Regions from separate parts of the Homo sapiens genome. Here regions 1 and 3 are each linked to region 2. A link is a loop called in an ENCODE intact Hi-C map of the cell type or tissue named here. Cell type or tissue: Caco-2. All regions are shown on one strand. Region 1 has its middle 50 kb from the start of COXFA4. Region 2 holds the start of LOC124901588 (a long non-coding RNA gene). Region 3 overlaps MGC4859 (a long non-coding RNA gene).

Evidence for each region. Hi-C counts contacts between places; a loop is a spot of excess contacts. Peaks named below come from ENCODE experiments on the same cell type or tissue, not always from the same donor. Only the 100,000 strongest peaks of a DNase experiment are listed, where the experiment ranks them.
Region 1: it touches region 2 in a loop (16-fold over the local background); 9 of 110 quality-filtered maps call a loop at or near these places.
Region 3: a loop joins it to region 2, with 12 times the contacts of the local background. A loop is called at or near these places in 4 of 110 quality-filtered maps.

What each region holds. Positions count from the first base shown.
Region 1 is chr7:10,885,881-10,893,880 of GRCh38, reverse strand. No RefSeq gene overlaps it. Among named protein-coding and RNA genes, the nearest start is that of COXFA4, 50 kb to the left of the region's middle. In Caco-2, a CTCF peak has its summit at 4,380; a DNase peak (open chromatin) is centred at 4,406.
Region 2 is chr7:10,633,068-10,641,067 of GRCh38, reverse strand. The region is part of intron 1 of MGC4859 (a long non-coding RNA gene); the gene reads left to right. It overlaps LOC124901588 (a long non-coding RNA gene), which reads left to right and starts at 2,816. Exons shown (of 2, transcript XR_007060209.1): 1 at 2,816-3,226; 2 at 3,962-4,106. It overlaps LOC107986766 (a long non-coding RNA gene), which reads right to left and starts at 724. Exons shown (of 4, transcript XR_001745090.2): 1 at 559-724. In Caco-2, no CTCF peak of the experiment used is centred here; no DNase peak of the experiment used is centred here.
Region 3 is chr7:10,705,162-10,713,161 of GRCh38, reverse strand. All of the region lies in intron 1 of MGC4859 (a long non-coding RNA gene), which reads left to right. LOC100131472 (a long non-coding RNA gene) reads right to left here. Exons shown (of 2, transcript NR_149037.1): 2 at 5,624-6,103. Among named protein-coding and RNA genes, the nearest start is that of MGC4859, 71 kb to the left of the region's middle. In Caco-2, a CTCF peak has its summit at 4,526; a DNase peak (open chromatin) is centred at 4,491.

The DNA.
Region 1 (8,000 bases), 250 kb before region 2:
TAGGTGCAAGAGAGAACGGAAACACTAGAACTGGATTAAGCAAGTCACCGGCAACCTTTTAGGGAGTTCTGATATAAAGAGAGCAGAGAAGTGGGGAAGTAACTGGTAAAGGAAGTTGAAACAAGAGAGTTTATTTTGCCAAGATGAGAAATATTATAGTTCATTTTTATGCTGATGGAAAAGTCTCAGTAGAAAGGGAAAATTGATAATGCATGAGAGAGGAGAAAATAGCTAGAGCTATGTCCTTAAGTAGATGTATTAGTTTGCTTTCACACTGCTATAAAGAACTACCTGAGACTGGGTAATTTATAAAGAAAAGAGGTTTAATTGACTCACAGTTCTGCATGGCTGGGGAAGCCTCATGAAACTTACAATCATGGCAGAAGATGAAGGGGAAGCAAGGTACATCTTACATGGCTGCAGAAGAGAGAGAGAGAGAGGAGAGAGAGAGGAAAGAGAAAGAGAGAGAGAGAGAGAAGGGGGAAGTGCCACACACTTTCAAACAACCAGATCTTGTGAGAACTCACTAACTATCACGAGAACAGCAAAGGGGAACTCTGCCCCATGATTCAATCACCTCCCACAAGGCCCCTCCCCAATACATGGGGATTACAATTCGAGATGAGATTTGGGTGGGGACACAGAGCCAAACCATATCAGTAGGTGACAGGGAATATGTTCAGGACTTGACCTAACTAGAAGCATGGCAAATGCCTTCATAGCAGTAAAACAGAAGGCAGAGTATTGGACACGGAAGAAGGCAGGTGGTTATACATGGTGGTTAAGAGTTTGTGGATATTCTCTTCTGATTTGCTTTCAGTTTTTTTTAAGGAAATAGGAAAAAAATATCATTAGCTGAGATTGAGGATGGTGGAAAAGGTGATGATAGATGCCTATGAAAGAAGAAAGCATGAAATAGTGGTCTATGAGAGAGGGAGAAAGAATAAACTAGAAGAGACAAAGTATAATTGCTTGGCAGCAAAGCACCTTTACTTAGTGGTTATGAATTCAAAGCAAGAGACCAACTGGAATGATTTGGGGTGTGTGTGCATTTTTTTCTCCCCATTCACATTCCATTGAGTGAATGCAGGTGCAGAATGTGGAGGCTAGTATAGAGACAGTGAGAAAAGAGCAAGGGAGTTGATAGTATACTTAAAGGATGAATATAAAGATGCAATGATGCAATTAATCTGGGAAGATAAGAAAATGAAGATTTCAGTTGAGTTAGGAACACTGAAAGGTGATAAGATCAATGGACTATAGGTCTCTATGAGATCAAAGAATTGTTACAGTCAGAAAACTGGAAAGAGTGAGCTGGAGAGATAAAAAGATCATGGTTAGTGAATGGAATGTCTGAAATAAAAATTATGGGTAGCTGCAATTATCAGTAATAACAATACTTAGGTGTGACTATGGGGAGTCATTGCCTGAGATAGGATAGAGGATAAGACCATTGATTGGAAAAGAGGAGATCAAGTAATTAAGAATGCAGAGTATTAGGACCATTGATCAGATCAGGACATTAAAATAATCATGAATTATGACCCAAGTAGTGTTGGAGACAGTACTAGAAGTGGGCGCAAAGCCCAAATATCCAAGGCATTAAAGGAAGTGATCTGGAGGTGAACAGATGACTACAACAAGGAGGGTAGAGGGTGATATGGCTTGATGAAGAGAATAAGGTTAGGTTTCTTTCTTAAAAGGAATAGGAGAATGGTCTGGAAGTAACAGCGGAGGAGCAAGAAGGACAATTATACCGTGAAGAGCTGTGGGTAAAATTTTATCCTGAAATTTCATTACAAAATAGCTTTGGTTCAGAAATGTCTAAATCTGAATTTATTATGGATAGCAAATACTTAAGAGAAAAAAATCATGAAATATAAGCTTAACGAGATCAGGGATTTTTTTTTTGGTCATTTTCATTTACTGTTATAGTCCCAATTCCTACAATAATGCCTAGCATATAACAGATATTCAACAAATGGTTGTTAAATTGTGAATGAATAATAAGAAGTAAAGATGAAATCTAGTTTTTGTGTTTTTGGGGAAATTCACATCTTACTTTTTAATGATGGCCATAGAAATTACCACTGAAAAATATTGGGAAACCTAGTATTTAGTTAACAGATAGAATGTGAGGGAAGTACAATGAAAGGAACTCAGAAATGCCAACAAAATACAATTTTAAATGTTTTCTTTTTACCAAAAGTACTTTCTAAAAATGAAAACAAGGAAAATGTAAGGATTCTGATTGTACTCTGTAAGTACTCACTCCAGGGCAGCAGCACGTGCTCTGGTGGCATCTGGTCCTCATTGTGGGTAGCAAATTTCTTGTATTTGCCATGACACAATGTATTATTGTGCATATGTGTTGAGTGGCAAGAAGTTTGCTACTCTCAGTGGGGAAGAATCAAAATTTGAGTAGAATTTACTTAAAGAAATAATCTAAGAACACATGTCATGATTATTCTTATAACAGCCTTTCTGTGTTTTTGAAAGAGAGAAACCAGATTTGCAGCAAGTATGCTACAAGATGTACATAATCTGCAGCCTATCTTATGTACTCCACACCTGTAGTGTCAATTGGTATAAACTTTCTAGAAGGAAATTGACTGTAGATAGGAAATCTTCACCATATTTATGAAAGTTGATACCGCAATTCCACTTCTATGATAGTATCAGTGTTGTTTATGTAAATGGTGAAAAATCCTATTTCACCAGCCTGGTTATATAAAAAGTCACATTTAGTTTAAAAAACATATAGTTATGTAAATTGCTCATGATTCTGCCTTCTCAAAGTAGAAAAACAGCTGGTAATGCACTTTGAAGCCACACTCTTGTAAACTGTTGAAAAACGTAGGGGGCTTAATTTGCTAAAAGGGATCATCTTCCAAACCCTAGGCAGAGAGGCAAGAGAATGTGACTAACACTCTAGTTTGTCTTGCCATTGTAACATTTTACCTTACTCAAACGAATATGTCTTTGGCTATCGTGATGCCGCTGTCATCACTATGACCACCTGTATGGGCCACAGTAGTTCTTTTTGGAGATCTTACTCTCTCAGTCTTATACTCAGGCATGAGTGACCCACAGTTTAGCATTTACAGGTGCAGATTTTATGACTGTAAAATGTAACACATGCTTATTGGATAATACAAACAACAACTAGTAACATTTCAGACCATTTCTTTCTCTATTATTGGGATGTTACAGTAATTCTTTTTTTTTTTTTTTTTGAGACGGAGTTTCCCTCTTGTCACCCAGGCTGGAGTGCAATGGCACGACCTCGGCTCACTGCAACCTCCCGGGTTCAAGTGATTCTCCTGCCTCAGCCTCCCGAGTAGCTAGGATTACAGGTGCCCGCCACCATGCCCCACTAATTTTTTGTATTTTTTGTAGAGATGAGGCTTCACCACATTGGCCAGGCTGGTCTCGAACTCCTGACCTCAGGTGATTCACCTGCCTCGGTCTCCCAAGGTGTTGGGATTACAGGCGTGAGCCACCACACCTGGCCTACAGTAATTCTTTTTTTTTTTTTTTAATGTTTAGCTATTGCATTTAATATTACATTGTAAGCATTTCCACATAATTTTGGATTTTTTTTTAAACCTAATAGTTAATAGTCACAAAATAAACTATTGTAAGGTGTACCACAATTTATTTAAGTAATCCTTGATTGCTAGATATTTAAGTTGTTTTTATTGCTTCTTTATTTGCAGGGTTCCTATGCCAAGATTTCAAATGAGCAGGCGAAAGGCTTAAAGAATTGACTCTTGAGGCCGGGCCCGGTGGCTCACGCCTGTAATCCCAGCACTTTGGGAGGCCAAGGCGGGTGGATCACGAGGTCAGGAGATTGAGGCCATCCTGGCTAACATGGTGAAACCCCGTCTCTACTAAAAATACAAAAAATTAGCCAGGCCTGGTGGCGGGCACCAGTAGTCCCAGCTACTAGGGAGGCTGCAGCAGGAGAATGGCGTGAACCCGGGAGGTGGAGCTTGCAGCGAGCCGAGATGGCGCCACTGCACTCCAGCCCGGGAGACAGAGCAAGACTCCGTCTTAAAAAAAAAAAAAAAAAAAAAAATTTTGACTCTTGAAAGGAACTCTTGATGAGCGTCAGAGTTGGGCAAGTAAACTGAGGCATAAACTAATCTATTGAATACCTAGATATTATTATCAGTCGCATTATAGCCCTGCCCTTAAAACCAGGCTCTGACTTAGGCCTGGGGGCAGGAGAATCACAGAACAGTAGCAGTATTATATGTCACAGGTTTTCTTTTTTTAAATCTGTATTTGCATGAAGCAAAAATAACCCATCAAGTAATTCATTTCAGTAAAAATATGACTTTATTGTTTCAAGTCCTGCCATGCTACTAATGGATGCTAGAGGGCAGCAGAAGCCAGGAACTGGCAGGAAAAGCACTAGCTTCGATAGGCTAAAGAGGCTCTGCCACGTCTGGGGAACCATCTGTTCAGGGCAGAGACAGAAGTTTGGGTTCAAGGAATCTGCAATAAAGGTTCTATTCAGTAACTTGAGAGGCCAACAAAATAGAGGAGTAACAAGATTGCTAAAAAGGGCTAGGTGCTTAACAGGCACTTACCTTAAACCTTTTGGAGGATTGAAACAGACAAAGGAAGACTTGGAAGCATCACCAACTTAATAAGCCAAAAGCCATGGGTTACCAGGTTATCCATTTGAAGGAAAGGATAGAATTAAGCTGTAGTAAAGTTTGAAGCACACATATTAGGGAAGCACGATGTCTGTACAAGAACTGGGGTTGTCAGAGAGTCATGACAACATGGCTCTGACATCCTCTGAATACACGCTCCATTGAAAGGACCACTTGTCAGGGTAAGAAGTGGGTAGGGCGTGAGGAAGTGGGTAGCGCGTGGGGAAGTGGGTAGGGCGTGAGGAAGTGGGTAGCTCGTAAGCTATGGGAAGAGGCAACATTTTGGTAAAACAGTTTCTGACTTCTGATGGTAGAAAGGACACTAGTTAGGAGTCCTGAGAACTGGATTCTAGGTCTATCTACCAATTACTTATATGACCTTCAGCAAGTCACTCCCACTTACTTGGGATTCTGGTTTCTCACGGACAAATTAGGTAGTTGAAGACTGGATGAATTCTTAAATGTCTAAGATGTCTGAAATTCCAGGGCTGGATTGATTGGTTTGATCTATTTAATCAAAACTATAACCCAGTAACACTGTGCAGACAGAGTGAGATAACAGCCTACCGTCATTACTTCCTTTGTCTCTACAAATTGTCCTAATGCAGCTAGGCTAACAGCGTTGCGATCCCACCATTTAGTTTTACACATGTGAAGAGCAGAAGGGAGAGTATTTGACGTTTCATATTGTGTATTAACGTAAGAGGAAAAAGAAGGAGCACGATTTCCCAGGATTCTTTGATCCTGTTTTAAATAGACTAGTATATATCTGTAAAATCTTCAGAGGATTTGTAAGATAATATAAAAAGACTCATTATTGCAGTTTAAACTTTTTGGTTGCTGATCCTTGGGTCATGGAGGTAGGAAGAATTTAAAGGATCTAAGGGATAGTTTAGATTTCTGTAACCAAAGCTTGTATTTTTGAATTTTAAAGTAGTAGATAATGATAAGCACATTGGCAAAATGTTCATTATTTCCTTTTCTCTAACTATCACTGTATGATTACAAATAACTTTTTTTGTTTTTGTTTTCAAATTTCTTTTAAATTTATTTATAAACCTATTTCAAGGCCGGGCGTGGTGGCTCAAGCCTGTAATCCCAGCACTTTGGGAGGCCGAGGTGCGCGGATCACGAGGTCAGGAGATCGAGACCATCCTGGCTAACATGGTGAAACCCCACCTTTACTAAAAATACAAAAAACAATTAGCCGGGCGTGATGGCGGGCGCCTGTAGTCCCAGCTACTCGGGAGGCTGAGGCAGGAGAATGGCGTGAACCCGGGAGGCGGAGCTTGCAGTGAGCCGAGATCATGCCACTGCACTCCAGCCTGGGCGACAGAGCGAGACTCTGTCTCAAAAAAAAAAAAAAAAAAAACCTATTTCAAAGTGAAAGTTATTGCTATTTGAATTTTATACCTTTATGTAAAAATTTAATAAGTAGATAAATTGGAAGAGGCTGTTTATGGTTATTAGACTACAAACTTTTTTTTGATAAACTACTTTCTTATGAATAGACATGGAGAAATGTAAAATACAGACATTTAAAAATATCAAACAACTTTAAAACTGCTTGGAAGTAAAATCTGATCTGATTTTTCATTTAATTTTATGCAAAAAATTAAAAAATGTGATTTAAAGTGATGCACAGTCAAACTGATTTTTAAAGCTAGACAATATCATAGACATCATCTAGTGCAAGTGGTCCTTGATCTTTTTACTGCCAAGTGCCCTTTTAATTGTTTTTGTCTCTAGTGATTCAACATTTTGAAATATTTTGGCTATTTTTTTCACCAAAAGCATTTCTTAAATTATAATTAGGTTTTTCATCTTAAATTAGTCTGAAACACATATAACTGCTTATCTTTTTAGCGTGGGTTTAGCAATAACACCATCCTGAGATGATGAATTCCAACCAAATTTAAAAAATCCTAGCATTTAGTGCAGATTCACTGTGAAAAAATGTGTTAATTATATTATAGTTTGGAAAAATTGAAAATAGGGCCTGGACTCCTGTGGACTCTGGGAAACTATTTCTTTTCCCTCAATTTGCCAATGAATAGCTTAATCACTTGTTTAATGTCACACTGATTCAAGTCCAATGTTCTATCTGCAATTCTGAGTATTCTTTCTTCTTTAGGATTAATCATTACAGCTGATGGTAATGACTGAAGTTAAGTTCATACTTCTCTCAAGAGGAGAATCTAGAAATTTGGGTTGGTTGGTTTTTTAGTTTGTTTTTTCTTAGATGACACTTAAACTGAAAATAATCTAAGTTTAGGAGACATTTCAGGTACCAGATTCACAGAACTAAATTCTGTATATTTCCTGGAAAATAGGTATGATAATCTGTCTTACTGTTGTTTTCTTTCTGGAATCCTTCAAGAATAAGAAACAAGAGGTTATTTTGTTTTAGCAGTGTGCCTGTGTGACTGTTATTTCATCACTTAAACTTTACTAGATGCTAATTTACTTGCAAAATAGAAAATCATTAATTTCCAATTCTGTAGGAGTCAAATAGCAACATTGTGTGTGTGTGTGTGTGTGTGTGTGTGTGTTTGCTGATTACAGTCACAGTTCTCCCTGCCCAAGCCCATAAACATGTTACACATGTATAACATTTTTAGAGTTGAGGGAGGAAACCCATTTTGAGTACTCCTGAAATACCCAAGTATACGTTACCTACTTCTCCTACTCACAGAGACAACTCTGATTCTTCTTCTCTTCCTGCGTATACACAGCCAAAACTATCTCTTGCCACCTCTGCTATCCTGCCGTGATTCCTGGAAGGTCTGTAGCAATATATATATATATATATATATTTTTTAATTTTAAGAGATGGGGTCTTGCTCAGTTGTTCAGGCTTGAGGGCAGTGGCAGTGGCTATTCACAAGCATGATCATTGCACACTACGGCCTCCAACTCCTGGGCTCAAGTCATCCTCCTGGTTCAGGGTCTTCAGGTGTGTGCCATAGAACCTGGCTCAAATAAGGTTCTGGTTTTTTTTTTTTTTTTTTTTTTTTTCAGATCAAAATGTATGAACATGTCATCTTGGAGGGTTAACACAATGATTTATTATCAGCATAACCAAGTTCATATGAGTTATTCTAACTGAGTTAACTAGCAGAGAGTAGGGATTAGAAGTAAGAAAGAAAATTTGGAGGAGTGGTTAGATGAAGGATGATGGAACTCAGAATACCCAAGGGACAAGGTATGCCAATGACAGTTATTATGAATGTACCAGGAGCTTGAAGTTGAAATTAAAGAAAGATGAGGCTGGTGGAGGGATGATAGAATGATAGAGAAAGAAATGTTTTCTTATTCATAATTTTGTATGCA
Region 2 (8,000 bases):
TTCATTTTGAACTTGTTCTTCACACAATTGCATGTATGAGACTGTCTTTCCATGTCCCTCTTTCTTCTGGCTAGAAATGTGAGGGCTAGGTGATTTTCAGGTCTTTTTATTGGCATGAGTAATTTTTTTTTTTCTGTAGTAAGAAAGAAAATGAATAACAATTTCTACCTTCCCCTTAGATGGGGGAATAACTCCTTTTTCTCCCAAACGTAAACTTAAAGTAAAATCGTATGAGCTGGAGATTTCTGAACTGAAGGTGGTGCCCAGCGTGAAACTACCTGCTGCTTCAAGCAGTGCCCGGCAGCAAAGGTTTTTATTGTGTCACCCTCAGCAGCTACTCCCAGTACCAACTAGCAGCTGTTCCTTCAGTAGTGACCCTGGTGGAAAACAGTCCTTTTAGCAGTGGCTTCAGCTTCCAGTAGTTTTTTCATTTGGCAAGAGTGAATTCAACCAGCAGCTCTGCTCTGATAGAGGTTTCTGATCTTTCATGTGTGAGACAATTTAGGGTAATGAGAGTGATTCCTTTTGCATGTTCCTTAATATTCCTGTGGTACTTACATGTTAAGATCACTTAACAGCTCCCTCCGCCACCAGGCTGTGTGCTGCTTCAGTCTTTGGGAACGTGGCTGTTCCAGGGAGGGGAAAGTGAAGGAATCTAGGGCAGTATTTGGGTGGCCCAAAATTATCTAGAGTTTGTGTTTGTGTCAGTTATCAGGAACTGGGATCTTGCTTTGTTTGTGACTTCATCACTTACCTTCCCACTTACCTGTCCTAGCACATAGATGATGACACCTTGTTCTAGTTCCTTGACCCGCTCCTCATTCTCAAGTTGAGAATGCTTGTCCCCAGTGAAATGCTCCTGTTTGTCCCCAATGAAATGCTGCTGTTCTACCTTGCTTTTGCCCTTCTTGCAGGGTGAAGACTTCTTTCTCTCATGCTCCAAAGACACAGAGAGTTCCAGTAAGTGGATTCAGGCCTTTCCTTTAGGCCCTAAGTCCTGCTTCTGAACACTTACCCCAAAGACAGACAAAGGGAGGAGTCTTGCCAAGACTTCTAGGCAGTGTTAAACTGACTGTGGTTTTTGGAGCCTTGATTCCAATACAATCCACCAGGTCTGCTTTATGTTCGTGTAACCATCAGACAGACCTCCTAGAAAGAGAGAGCGTATTATCTTGAAGATACATTCTAGTCTCCATGTTTCCTAAACAGAAAATATCTGGAAGCTTTGTTTCACAGTTAACTCTCAAGGTAATGTATGTTTTTCTATTCTCTCCGTCCCCTTCCTTCTCTGAAGTCTAAGCAATGAAATAGTTTTCTCTGAGCCTGGGATCTGGGAGGCATTCTGTTCTTGGAGAATAACGAGGAGGAGAATATCATTCACTTCAAATGATGATTGGCTCTTGTTAAGAGCACACTATCACATTTAACTCTTTCCTTAATGTATGGAAAAACTGAGTGCCAGGGAGTTTCTAAACTCTGGCATACATGGATTTGGAAAAACCTTCAATTTTTCTTTATATATCTCTTTTTTAAGATATTCTGGGTCAAAATGCCAATTAAATTCCTTGAGAAAACTTCCCAAAGGTAAATATGCAAATTTACCCTAATTATGGCCATTCATTGCATATGAATATGCCCTTTCTTGTAACAGAATTGGTTTCTGTTATTAGATATTTCCATGTATTAAGTATTTATCATTACTTTGATAAATTAACGTGATGCTAGATTACTGACCCTTTCTTTTACAATTTTTTTCCAGACTTAACAGTGGGAAGCCTACATAATCTGCTTTTAGCCATGTTTGGTTGAAAAAAAGTTTTAGTTATATCCTAGCTGTTAGTGTTGAAAATATTCATTGAAGAAATGTTAGAAACATTAACAAGTAAATAAGATGAAAGATGAATAGCTAAAAGATTATATATGTAGTAATTAAAAATTTAACAATAATCATGACAGTGAAGGTGTGGCATCCAAGGATGATAGTTTTACATACTTCAGGGATATTTTGGGAGGGTCAGCAAAGCAAAAATCCATGCCAGAAATTAATACCCTAGTGAAAGTCATAAAAATATATAAAAGTTATTAATAATCAGTGAAAAGGGCATGGGTTGTTTGATAAAATAGGAATTTGTGTTTCAACTTTTATTTCTTACACTTCACTATATCTGTGACTTCAGGAAATTTACTTATGTTACTGATTTCTCACCTTTCCTGTTTTATTAAATGGATCCAATAATGATAATATTTATGTCACAAGTTATTGTGAAGCAAAATATATGAAAGTGCCTTATAAATTGTAAAGCATTGTATAGATGCCAGTTTTATTTATTTATGCATTCATTTCATTATTTGCAAAGCAGTGCTGTAAGCAGGGTGGAGACTACAATAGTGTGCTGAACACAAGGGACAGAAGTCCCTGACATAAAAGAGCTGCATTTTATTTCAAAGCCAGAACTTTAAGGCTGACTTCTTTCTCTGTATTAAATCCACTGGAGTTTATTTATAACTTAGCTTCATCTAAGCTTGAGGAAAGGTTTAAAGGTTGAAGGTATTTGTGTTTATTTAGTCAAATTCTGTGTCACAAAAAGCTTCCACAATGTTTACTCTTAAGATTATTTGGATGATGTACATAAAGGGAACAAGGATTGGCTTTGGGGTATTTATAAATTAAGATAGTGAAGCCACTGAGAAGTTCTCAGTAGAACTATCTGTTTCTTTGCTTCTGGATATACACTGTACACATATATGACTGCTTTAAAAAAGTGTTATCTTGAAAAACAGACTTCGTATGACAGTCGAGGTCTCTCAAATTCTTTAAGATTTGATTAAAAATCTGTCTCCTTGAAGACATCACTTTGGCTGTAACTGAGAAACAACTATGATGTCATAGTTGGGTAGACTGTATCAGCAATGGTGCATTAATATTTCTGGTCCCACATGCTCTTTCTGTTACTCGTCCTTCAAGAGATAGAGTCAATTTCCATTTCCTTCAACTGAGAAGGGCCTTTGTGACTGCCTTGATGAACAGAATGAGGTGAAATTGAGGCTACACATGATTTCCAAGGTTAGGTCATAAAATAAGACAGCTCCTGCCTGCCTCTGTTCCTCTTGGGACATTCATCTTGTAAGAAGTCTAGCTACCCTTAATTCAGCATGCTGGAGAGACCCTGTGGAGAGGGCTCACAGGAATAGATGTCTCAGGAGCCTCAGCTGTGACAGTTCCCAGGTATTTGAGTTCTCCCTGAACACTGGGTTTTTGGATGGTGATATGGTTTGGATGTTTGTCCCTTTCAAATCTCATGTTGAAATGTTATCTCCATTGTTGGAGGTGAGGCCTGGTGGGAGGTGTTTGGGTTATGGGGGCAGATCCCTCATGTCTTGGTGCTATCCTCACAAAACAGTGAGTTCCCTCATGATCTGACTGTTTAAGAGTGTGTGGCACCTCCCCTCCCCTCTTGCTCCCAGTCTTGCCATGTGAGATGCCTACTTCCTCTTCACCTTCTGCCATAATTGTAAGCCTCCTGAGACCTCAACAGAAGCAGATGCCAGCACCATGCTTCTTGTATAGCCTGAAGAACTATGAGCTAATTAAAACCTCCTTTCTTTATAAATTGCTCAGCCTCAGGTATTTTTAAAAATTTTTTTTGAGACAGAGTCTCACTCTGTCACCCAGGCTGGAGTACAGTGGTGCAATCTTGATTCACTGCAACCTCCACATCCTGGGTTCAAACGATTCTCCTGCCTCAGCCTTCTGAGTAGCTGGGACTACAAGAGTGTACCACCTGTAGTGCACCACCTCCTGGCTAATTTTTGTATTTTTAGTAGAGACCGGGTTTCACCATGTTGGTCAGGCTGGTCTCAAACTCCTGACCTCAAGTGATCCACCTGCTTCTGCCTCCCAAAGTGTTGGGATTACAGGCATGACCCACCACGCCCAGCCAGGTATTTTTTTTTTTTATAGCAATGCAAGAACCGCCTAATACAGATGATTACAACATCCTGCCTTCAGATGCCCTGGCTGTTGCTGATAGACCAGAGACAAGCCATCCCTGCTGAGCACTACCCTTATTCCAACTTCATAAGTAAATAAATTTTGCTACTTTGGAGTGGCTGGTTTGAAACCATAGACATCCAGAACACATAGTAGCCCAACTGACCATTTGCTTATGTATTTAGATTGAGGCACTATTGATATAAGCTCTGTAGCTTTTATCTGTTTTTATTGTTTTCATTAACTTTATATAACCACTAGATAATAAATGCCTTGAGGACCTCTTTGCGTTGGATCTACTCTATATAAATCTTTTGCATGGGATACACTGCTATGTCTATGTTGAAACTAGTGGCATTTTTTGATATATGGGGTTATCCATTATGCTTCTTTATGTCTAGTTTATCCCGTTTATGTGGATTGAACCTCTTGTCTCATTGATTATGTGGAAGCTTTGATGGATTATTTTATTAATTAGGGAGATTTGGGCTGCAAGTAGCAAAAATACAACTGAAAGTGGCTAAGCAAAAAGACATGTAATATCTCATGTAATAAGACGCTTAGGGGCAGCATGCCTGCAGATTTTAGCACTGTCAACCTTGGCATGTTTGCTACATTTTAGGCTTGCCTCCTTAGGGTCACAAAAGGTCTCTTGGTCTTCTTGGAACCACATTTAGACTGGAAAACATCCAGTTAAAGAAGAATGGCTTTCCTCCTGTTCACTCCTCTTATTTTTGCAGAGGCCCACAGCAGGCTTGCCTTCAAGGGCCATTAGTTAGCATGAGTCAAATGATCTTGGAAGTGCCTTGAATAATCAAGCAATGCCACCAGAGATCTCCAGGATCCTATTAGATACTATTTTATATCATAGAAATGGTATCTGAAAAGTTGGGGATCTTATGAAGAAAATATTAGATTGCATCAAATTTAGTCATCTTTAGTGTTAGGGAAAACATTTGCACAGTATAAGAGCAAAAATGCAACATATAATTATGTAATAAATGTGTACAGAGATTCTGCAGACTTTGAGTCACTGAGACCTACTACTCCCTTAGTTTTAAAATTCTTCTCTTAGATTATAAAGGTAATTCAGAATACTCTAGCAAGGCTTGTGAAAAAAAAATCCAGTTAGTGATCCAGGTAACTTCTATGTTTTACATTTTTATTTATTTAATTTTAATTTTTTTATTGAGAGAGGGTCTCACTCTGTCACCCAGGCTGGAGTGCAGTGGTGCAACCTGCCTTCCAAGTTCAAGTGATTTTCATACCTCAGCCTCCCGAGTAGCTGTGATTACAGGTGTGTGCCACTATGCCTGGCTAATTTTTGTATTTTTCGTAGAGATGGGGTTTTGCCATATTGTCCAGGATGGTCTCGAACTCCTGGCTTCAAGTGAGCTGCCCATGTCAGCCTCCCAAAGTGTTGGGATTACAGACATTAGCCACAACACCCAGGCTAAAATCTATGTTATTTAAACAATTGCAACTGAGAGGGAAATTATTCCTTAAAATTGCCTGTTATGACATAAATATTACCTTAATAGTTAAGTGCCTTTCAACCTTGAGAAGACTGAGAATTCAGTGATTTCTAGTGTTTGAATGTATCCCCCAAAAAGCATGTGCTGGAAACTTAATCTTCAATGTAACAGTGTTGGGATGTGGGGCCTAATGGGAGGTGTTTAGATCATGATAGTGCCACCCTCATGAATGGATTAATGCCAATTATGAGAGGGCTTGAGGCTGTGAGTTTGATCTCTTGCCTTCACATGTTCTTGCCCTTCTGTCTTCTCCTGTGGGATGATATAGCATTAAGGTCCACACAAGATACTGGTACCTTGATATAGGACTTTCCAGCCTCAGGAACTATAAGATATAAATTTATTTTCTTTATAAATCACCCAGTCTGTGATATTCTGTTATAGCAACATGAAGCTGGCTAAGACAGTGATAAAAAGTTTAAGATAATCTAACCATCATGTTAACAGCATATTTGATGGTTTATATAATAATTCTTATGGAATTCGTTTCTGTAGAGTTACAAGTCAGCTTTGTTATTCCCCTTAAAATATAAAATAGTTATCAATTTTGGCTTGTGTTTTATGATAAAATCTTAATAGGTTTATAGACAATGTTGAAACATTCATGAGAATGTATGATTAATCCTGCTAATAAGTTTAATTTATTAAATATAAAGCTGTTTTAGAACTCAAGTTTTATAAGTAAAATAATTTAAATATTTTAAATTTTGAATACACTTAATTTATAAATACAGTTTGAAGTATTTAAAGTTGTTTAAGTTTGTAAGTGATGCCAAGCATTAATCAAAGGACCTTTAAAACCAATTATTAAAACATGCTAGGTTATTAGTAGAATTATCATAAACTCTATAACCTGAAAGTTTAAAGAGAACTGTTTTTTTATATATGTGATTTTAATAAAATGAATTTTAATTTTTTAAATAAAAGTAAATGTACAAATAGATTTTCTTTTCTGGACACAAAAATGCCCTTATGCTCACCAAGAAATTCGTATTTAACAGCAAGGACTTATTTACAAGTTCATTCCTAACCGGTCACTGCAAATGTAATGTGTCCACAATGATTAATTTAGACCTATTATTTCACCACAGGGACCTGAGGAGGGGCCTCCCTTAATCTCCTGGTATCCTAGCTCATGTTAACAAAATCAGCCCATCCATCATACACAGAACTTCACATGATGTTTGCTAAAAAATAAAGAACTCTTTTAACAAAGACATTCATAATTTTTATTTCCTGGGAGGAATACTGCCATCTCTTTGTAAATCTACAATATTTTTACTCTTCTAGACAAATGCAACCCCTTGATAATTTCTGCACGCTTGAGTGGATAAATACTATGACTTTCAAATTTGTTTTATACGTATCCTTTCAAATAGCTGTTTTGAAGTTTCTTTATTTATATCTTAAAGGTTTCTTTTCCCCAACCTGCTGAACATCCTGAGGTTTCATCTTCCCTACCTGATTGTCACAAGGATACTGCTTCCCTTCTGACCACATGAAACTTATGAAAGGTGCCTTGGGAATATGTCAGTATAAAAGACAGGCTATAATTGGGATACCTTCAGGAACTGGGGTGTGGGTGTTCTCAGTCCTTGTCCGGTGAACTCTTTCCCTCTTCTTTTCTGAAATGTGTTTCTTATGAACAGCAAAGTCTTACTTCTAAATTCTGAGTCTGTCGTCTAATTGCAACACAATTAAATTCAGAGTTCTGCTGGAAAGAAATAAAGGAGGGTGTGGGGAAGATGATGGCTGGTTAGGTAGCCACAGTGTCTGCCATAATCTTTCAAATGGATAAAACTTTGATCTTCTGACACTGTTCCTTTGGCTGCAAGTATATAAGATATTGATGATATCCTTTGATTAATATAAATGGTTGAGGTGGTTAAATTTCTGTTTCCTTACAGAGGTGCTAAATGATGTTTTATAATAAACACATATGTTTTAAGAATAAAGCTCTTGAGACATTTAATTATTTTAATGGGGGAACTAGGCCAGACAGTCCATTCCAGGGAACAGAGATGCTCAAGTATTTATTAGTAGAAACACTCAGATATGATGAATGTGAAATATATTAAAAAGAAACACAGAATGGCAAGAGTTTAACAGTCTCAATTAATGATGTAATTAGGCTAGAATAATCTATTTCCTTTGGATTATCCAATCATTAATCTAATAAATTTTTTTCTTGAATGCCTGCATCTACAAAGCACAAAAAGATCATAGTTAACAATTTTATGATCTAGGTGGGACACAATCTGTGAACTTGAAAAGATAATTAACAATATGATATTGAATTTGATCATTGGCAGATAAGCTGTCTAGGCACATGATGTATAGGAATTTGGGGGGAGAAAAACAGTTTCAGCTGAAGTGATATGGGATGGCTTACAATCTAAACCTCTTTTCTGAGATCTTGGTCATTTGGATCTGGCAGTTGTTTAACCACTGGCTCAAACTTCTGTCTAACAGTC
Region 3 (8,000 bases), 72 kb before region 2:
AACTTAGGCCTTGTCATCATCACCTCAGCACTTGTGAGGATTCAGCCAGGACTTGGAGAGGGAAGAGTTGTGCTCTTCTCCTTCCTTTCCTCTCCCCTACCTCCTGGATCCCTCTGGTGTGTTTAGTGGTAGGAGTTAGAAGAGTTATAAATGTTTTCATTTACCTGACTGCTGTAGACCTGTCTGTTGAGGCTTCTGTGTTTAACATCAACTGGCTGTCACAGCTGTCTGCATAATGGGCATCTAAATCCCGTCTCTCATGTGAGAGTCATTTGTGAATTCTTCAGACGGTCAGTTGGAGCCTCATCACTCCACTGAATGTGATTCAAGCAAGCCTGCTCTGGTTTGAACTCTCGGGACCCCTCCAAATTCCTTCACTTGGGGTCTCCCTGCCTTCTGAAGTGTTCACGTGACCGACAGGAAACTCAAACATCTCTATCATGACCCAAAACTCTGCTATTTCATACGGCATGTCAACAACTCAGGTACATAACAAACTCATCCAACCCGGGGAAGGAGATGCTCCCACTTGATTTGCAGGGAGAGGTGAAAACTACCCTCTTCCTAGTCTGGAAATTCCTTATTTCCACATATTTCCCTACAGTAGTTTCTCCAACTCTCCAGAGTCGGGAGAGAGGTGCGTTGGATGTGTGAGTGATGGCTAGGGGTAGCACAGCCAGTTTGTCTTGGTTCCTCGTGAGTCTTGGAGGGAACTTCTGGCCCTCAATTGCTTGTAGGTCCTTTAAAAAGGTATGATATCATGACTTGTTTTCCTCCAACTTTGAATGCAGCTTGTAGAGCTGCCAGATAAAATTAATGTGCAGTTAAATTTGAATTTAAGATAAGGGGAAATTTTTAAGATAAGTATGTCCTAAATATTGCATGGGTCACACTTATACTGGAGAATTTATACCTAGTTATCTATAACTGAAATTAAACTTGGCATCCTGTATTGTTGTTTGTCAAATTTTGCAACCTTAAATGCAAATTAGCAATCTAGAGCAGCAGGAAAATCCCACTATGATTATATTCTAGGTGTCAGGCCCTATGTATGCTAGGCATTTTACATAGATTATGTATTATTTTTCCAGGTAGGTATTGTTAGCTTCTTTATGTAAGGAAAATCATTGAAGCTCAGAGAATGTTAGCTCAATGCTCAAGATTACTCACAAAAACACAACTGGTTAGGGCAAGAGGGAGGATTTGAGTCTGGGTTAGCTGGCTCTAGCATCTGATCTTTATTTACACTTTATCACATTTTACTACTATCTTTCTCTTCCTCTCCTTAGTCCCAGGAATCCCACATATATTCAAGACACCTCTCACTCCCACTGGCTACTTTCCTCCTACTTGGTTTCATTTTGCTCCTGCCATTGATACAACACTGGAATGTATTCCAACTTCCTCCCAGGAGTTAACCCTGATTAAGTGTGTAAGTGGATAATGCTTATTGCTTAGTAGCTACGGTTTCTTTCTCATTTTTTATCCTGGTAAATTGATTGGCCTTGAAAGTCTTCTCCCCTTTCTTTTTCCCTTAGTCATAAAATAAGCCCTATGCAAGTTGACCCTTGTTTTTTCACCGTATTTTCCAGGGCAAAGGTGTCTAAAAGGAAAGAGCCCTCAGAAAACTGAAGGAGAGGCTTGGCCACCACATCTAAAAATGCCTCCAGGTTCTTCCTGGCTTTCTTCTTGCTTAATGTCCCTGCCCCTGTGATGCCTTCATCTAAACTTAGGGAGAAGGAGGCATGACTCGCATTCTACTTTCATCTCTAGCTGATTTACTGAGATCAATCTCTAAATTCCAGCTTATTTAGCATTGCTGCAATGGTTCCTCTCTCCTGTTTTCCTTCACTACTCATCTGTGCTGCTTACCAGGGATACTTCTTGTGAAGGATTGGGTGAGTGAATGGTACATGGAACCTACAATATGATTGATGGGAAAATAACAAGAGTTCAATTTAAGACTTCAGCAGGTAAACATAAACAGAATGATTGAAAGAGAAATTAATAAGGAAGCATGTAAGAAGAATGTAACTAAAAGAGCAAATAAATGAGGAAGAAGGGAGATTTACAGCAAAATTTAGTAAAGGCAGATCTACTAAAGATTTACTTCTATTACTTATTTTAAATCAGTGTCTGAACATAATTGAACATGTGCTATATGATAATTTATTGATATTCTCACCACTTTTTCTTAAGTTGTCGCAGACAGTTTAGGAAAGACTTGCTGTCTTTTGGTAAGTATGAGATGGGTCAGTGGTTCTAGGTCTACTGCAGAGGTTAGTTATAGATTAACACATTATTTATGAGACCATTTTTAAAGGAGGCATGGAAATGTATTGCAACATGGCGTATCATATGTTATAATATGTTGGACATTATGAAAATGGTGCTTCGTTTTAATCCACTATCATGAAGACATGTGATATGTCTTGAATCTTTGGCCGTCTTTATGAAGCAATTTAAGGAGCAATGGAGAAGTCTTTTATTTTTAAATCTGGGAGTCAGATACACCAAGGAGGTGCTGTAATAGAATGTCACACTAGCTCTATGATGTTGGTTAAGTCACTCTTCTAAGACTTTGTTTTCTCATCAATAAAATGCAGATAATAAGAATTTCTATCTAAGTTATAAAAATTAAATGAAAGAATGCATATAAAGCATTAACATGGTGGCTCGCACATTGCAGTAGCTCTATGGTAGGATATAATCATCATCATGATTATTTTGATAAATGGCACATTTGGGTCATGGATAGTTTGGGTATATCCTTACTAATAAGGGAATGCAGACTATGCAGTCAGTTTCATTATTTATGTCATTGTTCAAGATAACACTAGCATGCTATGAGAACTACTTTAAAAATTTGTTTGAAAACTCATGCAATAAAAGTCACAAAAGTGGAAGTTTTCAGTCACACAAAGGGAAGTTGATTAAGGAGGGAGGGTATCTGCATTTTCATTCTGGTCTACTGCCCACTGCTTTGTGACTTTGCAAAGACATATTATCTACCCAAATTTAAAATTTCTGTCTGTAAGATGGAATAATTGGAGGAAATAATTTCAGAAGTCTACTCTAAAAGTTTTATTTTAGCTATGGTTATTTATATTCAGGACCAACTGCTAGAATGTACTTCCTTCAGAGTTAGGAATAGTCAAAACACAGATTTAAAAAAACCCATTGTTTATTTCTATGCTGTTTCAAATTCAGTATCTGAAGTCTTCAAAAAGCAGTCATGGTGAAAAAAAAAGTCCAAAATAAGGATTTGTTTATATTTTTAAGAAAAACTAATTTTTGTTGTTATAAAAGTTATTTATGTATATTACATAAAACATAGAAAACAGAGAAGTCTATCAAAAAAATAAAAATCACTGGTTAAATAAGCTCCCTCATCAAGCTCCCGCCCTTCTTTCCCCAGGATAATAATTCTTCATGTGAAAGCATGAATTTATTAGAATTTTAAATATACATAAAACATTAAAAAAACTTTATAATATTTAATATTTGCTTTTTCACTTAATAATTATATTCTGTACATTTAATGGAATCGTAAAGCATAGATGATATCATTGTATTTAATAGCTGCAAAGTATTAATTTGTAAAAATGGATTAATTTATTTACCAAATTTGAAACAATAAACATTTACTATTGCTTGCAATACTTCATTACTATAAGCAATACTTTTTGGATATTTGTTGCTTAGTTATGCTCACATGTTTGTCTGATAAATTTGTAGAGATTGCATTTCTGGTTAAAGGAATATGCCTATTTCAATTTTTATATATATTACTAGATTCCTCCCAGGCCCCCAGGAAACTTGCATGTGTAAATATACTCCTATGTATTAAAGTGTCTATTTCTGCATACTAAGCATTGGGCATTATTCTTTTAAATCTTAGCCAAGATGGTAGGTACATGAAAAAAAATACTATCTCATTGGTCTTTTAATTTGTAACTTTTATTCTTTATTACCAATAAAGTTTGATGTATCTTAGTGTGCTTATTAGCCAAAATGGTGTGTTGTTTCTTCCTTAAAAAAGTTTAAGAGCTCATTCTTTCATAAGTGTATGCGCTATTGGCCTGTTGTATATATCGCAATTTTGTTTTTCTTAGTTTTAATTTAGTTTAAGGAATTTAATTTAGGTGAAGTTTAGGAATTTTATGTGAAAAATCTAGTGGCATCTTTTATGGCTTGTGATTTTGATATCCTGTTTAGAAAGTCCTTCCCCAGTCAAATATAAAATTATCCATCAAAATTTCATTATATAATTTATTACATTTAAATCTTTAATCCATTTGGAATTTATTGTGGTTTCTATAAAATGCTTGCAGTTCTTTTTAATCACTTTTATCTAGACTCGTTGGGTTCTATAGTTACTTACCTGTGGTTGAAGGAGAACTGAGTCAATTAAATACCAATAATAAGATACAGCGAGTAATACTTCAAATGCTCACCTGACAGCCAGACAAGTCCCTGCTCCCTCCTGGCTGGTCACTTCGTATCACAAGGGGGAGCTTTCGTGCTTTAGTAAATACATCTTATGTTATTCAAGCCACTCCTTTCATTTGTAGCTTTTGTCCAACCTCGATTTGTTTTTCTCTTAATCATGCAAAAGCAGTGTGTTGAGGTGGTCAGGAAAAAAAGATATGAAAAAATTGAGCTGCATAGGATAAAAATCCTAAATATTAATCTGTATTAAAAATATTTTCCTTTGTGCATAGGAAAGAGATTTAAAATTTTCTTTCATTATTCTCTCATTTCCTAAATAATTATTGTAATACGCTTCCTTAACAATGGAATTTAGATCCGTATTTAAAATTAAGGGCTTGAATGAAAAGTAAAATTAGGTATCATTTATTATGGGGATTTTTTTTTTCTGCACTTGTGATGAAAGCCAATGTGTGTCAAAGATCATATAGTGGATGCTAGCAAGGATTTCTCCCTACTCCATATTTATCAATTGGTCAAATTGTTCAATTAGATAAATATGTTTCAATTTACCTCCCACCTCTTTTTGTCTCACCCCTTTGAGGAACTTTGTTATCTATACGTTTGAGTTCTAAGGTGAGTAGAGAGGGTAATCCTATTTGTGGCTAATTATCAGTAAATTTACATTTTTCTAATTTATTTCCTCAGTACAATCAGAATTGTATAGCATTGTGTCTTGAGTGGAGGCCACTTGCATGTGTCTGTCATTTGCACTTAATAAGAAAAGGGTGCTGTCAAATAGTCTCATTCTCTGGCTGTGAGCATATGCATTTATGAATGTTTGGATGATAGAGTGTAAATGCGAAGTCCTCTTAAAAGAGGGTAAAAAGGCTCCCAGCTACTCTTAGAGCACATATCCAAGGCTAAACATATGGCCTTGTCATCACAATTTCCCACATTCCCTTTTTTGTGGTTTTAACCTTCTACTTTATTTATTACCAGAAGGCCTTATCTCTCTAGCCTGCTGCTACAGACTGCTAGGCCAGGATGTAGTGAAAGCACAAAGTAATGAAACAGGGATGATCATAAAATAGAGGGGAAATGGCCATAGCCTCTGTCTGTGGTACAGCTGCCCAGGTTTTGTAACCTGAGCCAAACCATGCTAAAGAAACATAATGTTGCACAGTGCTGATGATGCTTCCATTCCTGTTACATTTGGTATCACCAGAAGACCTTAGATTTTGTGAATGTCAAGTCTTTTCACAAACTTTCAGCAGAATTGTCAGCCTAAGGAAAAGAAAGAAGACAGCTAGAGGACCTCAAATGCTAAGATGCCATTTAAAGGGCAAACAGCATCTCAAGTGAAGAAATGTCATGCAGGTGAAATATTTTGAGGGACTCAAGGTAGAGGACAGTGAAGAGGAGAAGCAGTGAGTACTGCTTGACAATATAGTGTTTTATGACTTTTTTTCTTCCTTGTGCAGCCCTTAGCAAAGTGATCAAACCAGAGCTTCATGCCCCCTGATGGGTGACTGACGGGTGGTTAACTGCAGCAAGTTGGATGACAGTTGAGTTAGTGTTTTCCAAAAGCTGGTCCAGGTCTGGCCAAACCCTGTGTGTGTTGTAGTTAGTGCCAGGGCTCCTTGGGGAGGTGTGCGTCCGTTCCTTCTTTCTGCAGGTGGAGCAGAAGGGGAAGTGAGAAAGAAGAATTTGACTCATCAACCCAGATGCCATACACAACCATCTCCAAAAAAATCAAATCTTTATAAGGCAACTTTAAGATTTCTATAACAATAATAGAGCAGTTTTGATTCTCTGGTTGAAAAAAATTTTTAAATGATAATATATGGTATTCATAAAGGATAAATAACTGATAATCCTAATACACAATTGATAATAGTGTGTCAATTGATACTCCTCTTATTGTGGAGGACAATTTGCCAATATCTGTTATAACTGAAATGTATTAAACCCTTTGAACTAGTGTTCCATATTTAGGAATTTATTGTATGGAAATACTAATATTAGTGAATAAAGTGACATGTAGAAGATGTTGCAACATTACTTCTGGTAGTAAAGTAACAAAATAATCCAAATGCCTATTAAAATAGGAATTGTTAACTTTACAAAATAGGAATGCTAACTAGTCATTAATAAGAATGAAGTAGAATCATATATATTTTGATTTCTGAGATCTGCCACTTAATTATCTGTGAGAAATTGAACAAAATACTTTATATCTGCACCTCAGCTTTTTCGTCTGTGTAATGGGCATAACAATAGTATCTACTTTATAGAGTTTCATAAAGCAAATGAATAATACCTTATAAAGTTTTTAGAACATTTTCTGGTATCTAGTAGACACTCAATAAATGTTATGTCTTTACAGTTATCCTTCTGTATTTGCATAGGAAAATGTGCGAGTTGGAAAGTTGCAAATGAGTATACATAATATAGTCTCACAAAAACAGTGGAGTGATATTAGTTATATTAACGATTTTTGTTGTGCCTGGGGAATGGAGTTACGGCCTTTAATATCTTATGTAATATATTTCTATATATTTGAATTTTTACCTCTCAATTTTTACAAGAAGCGTTACAGCCTGCAGTGAATAATTGTCCCTACCACCTCGTATTTCTTGGGTCTCACAAGGAGTTACCATGACATTTCATATGGTCAGAGGACCTGGTAGAGTTTGAGGTAGAAGAGTAATGAAAATAAAGCAGTATCACTTAAACAAATTGTGGGAAAGAACCAGCTTTTCTTTTCATAGACTTCAATTTTCGGTTCACAGAAAGATTCAGTGGAAGGTACAGAGATTTCCCATATTCCCTTATCCACATATACTCCCCAACCTTCAGACTTCCCCAGCCTTCAACATTCCACAGCAGAGAGGTGCATTTACTACAGTCGATGAACCCATCTTGATACATCATTATCACCCAAAGTCCATAGTTTACTCTTGGTGTTCACTCTTGATATTGGACATTTTATGGATTTTGTCAAGTGTATAATCACATGTATTCACTGTTATAATACCATACAGAATAGTTGCAGTGCCCTAAAAAATCCTTTATATACCATCTATTCATTCCTTCCTCCCTGTTAACCTCTGGCAACCACTGACCTTTTTACTGTCTTCATTGTTTTGCCTTTCCCAGAATGTCATATAGTTGGAATCATACAGTATGTAGCCTTTCAGATTGACTTCTTTCACATAATTATATGCATTTAAGTTTCCTCCATGTCTTTTCATGGCTTGTTAGTTTATTTCTTTTTAGCACTGAATAATATTCCATTGTCTGGATGTACCACAGTTTATTCATTCACTTACTGAAGGGCATTTGGTTGTTTCTAAGTTTTGGTAGTTAAGAATAAAACTGCTATAAACAATGTGTGCAGGTTTTTGTGTGGACACAAGTTTTCAGCAGAGATTTTTTTTAAGTTTTCAATTCATCACAGACCAATAGTTTGTTTTAATGAAATAAAATGAATTATTAGCCTAAAGAAACAGAAAAATGGATAGAAAATACAAACCCTAACTTTTTATTGCTAGATTCAACAGACT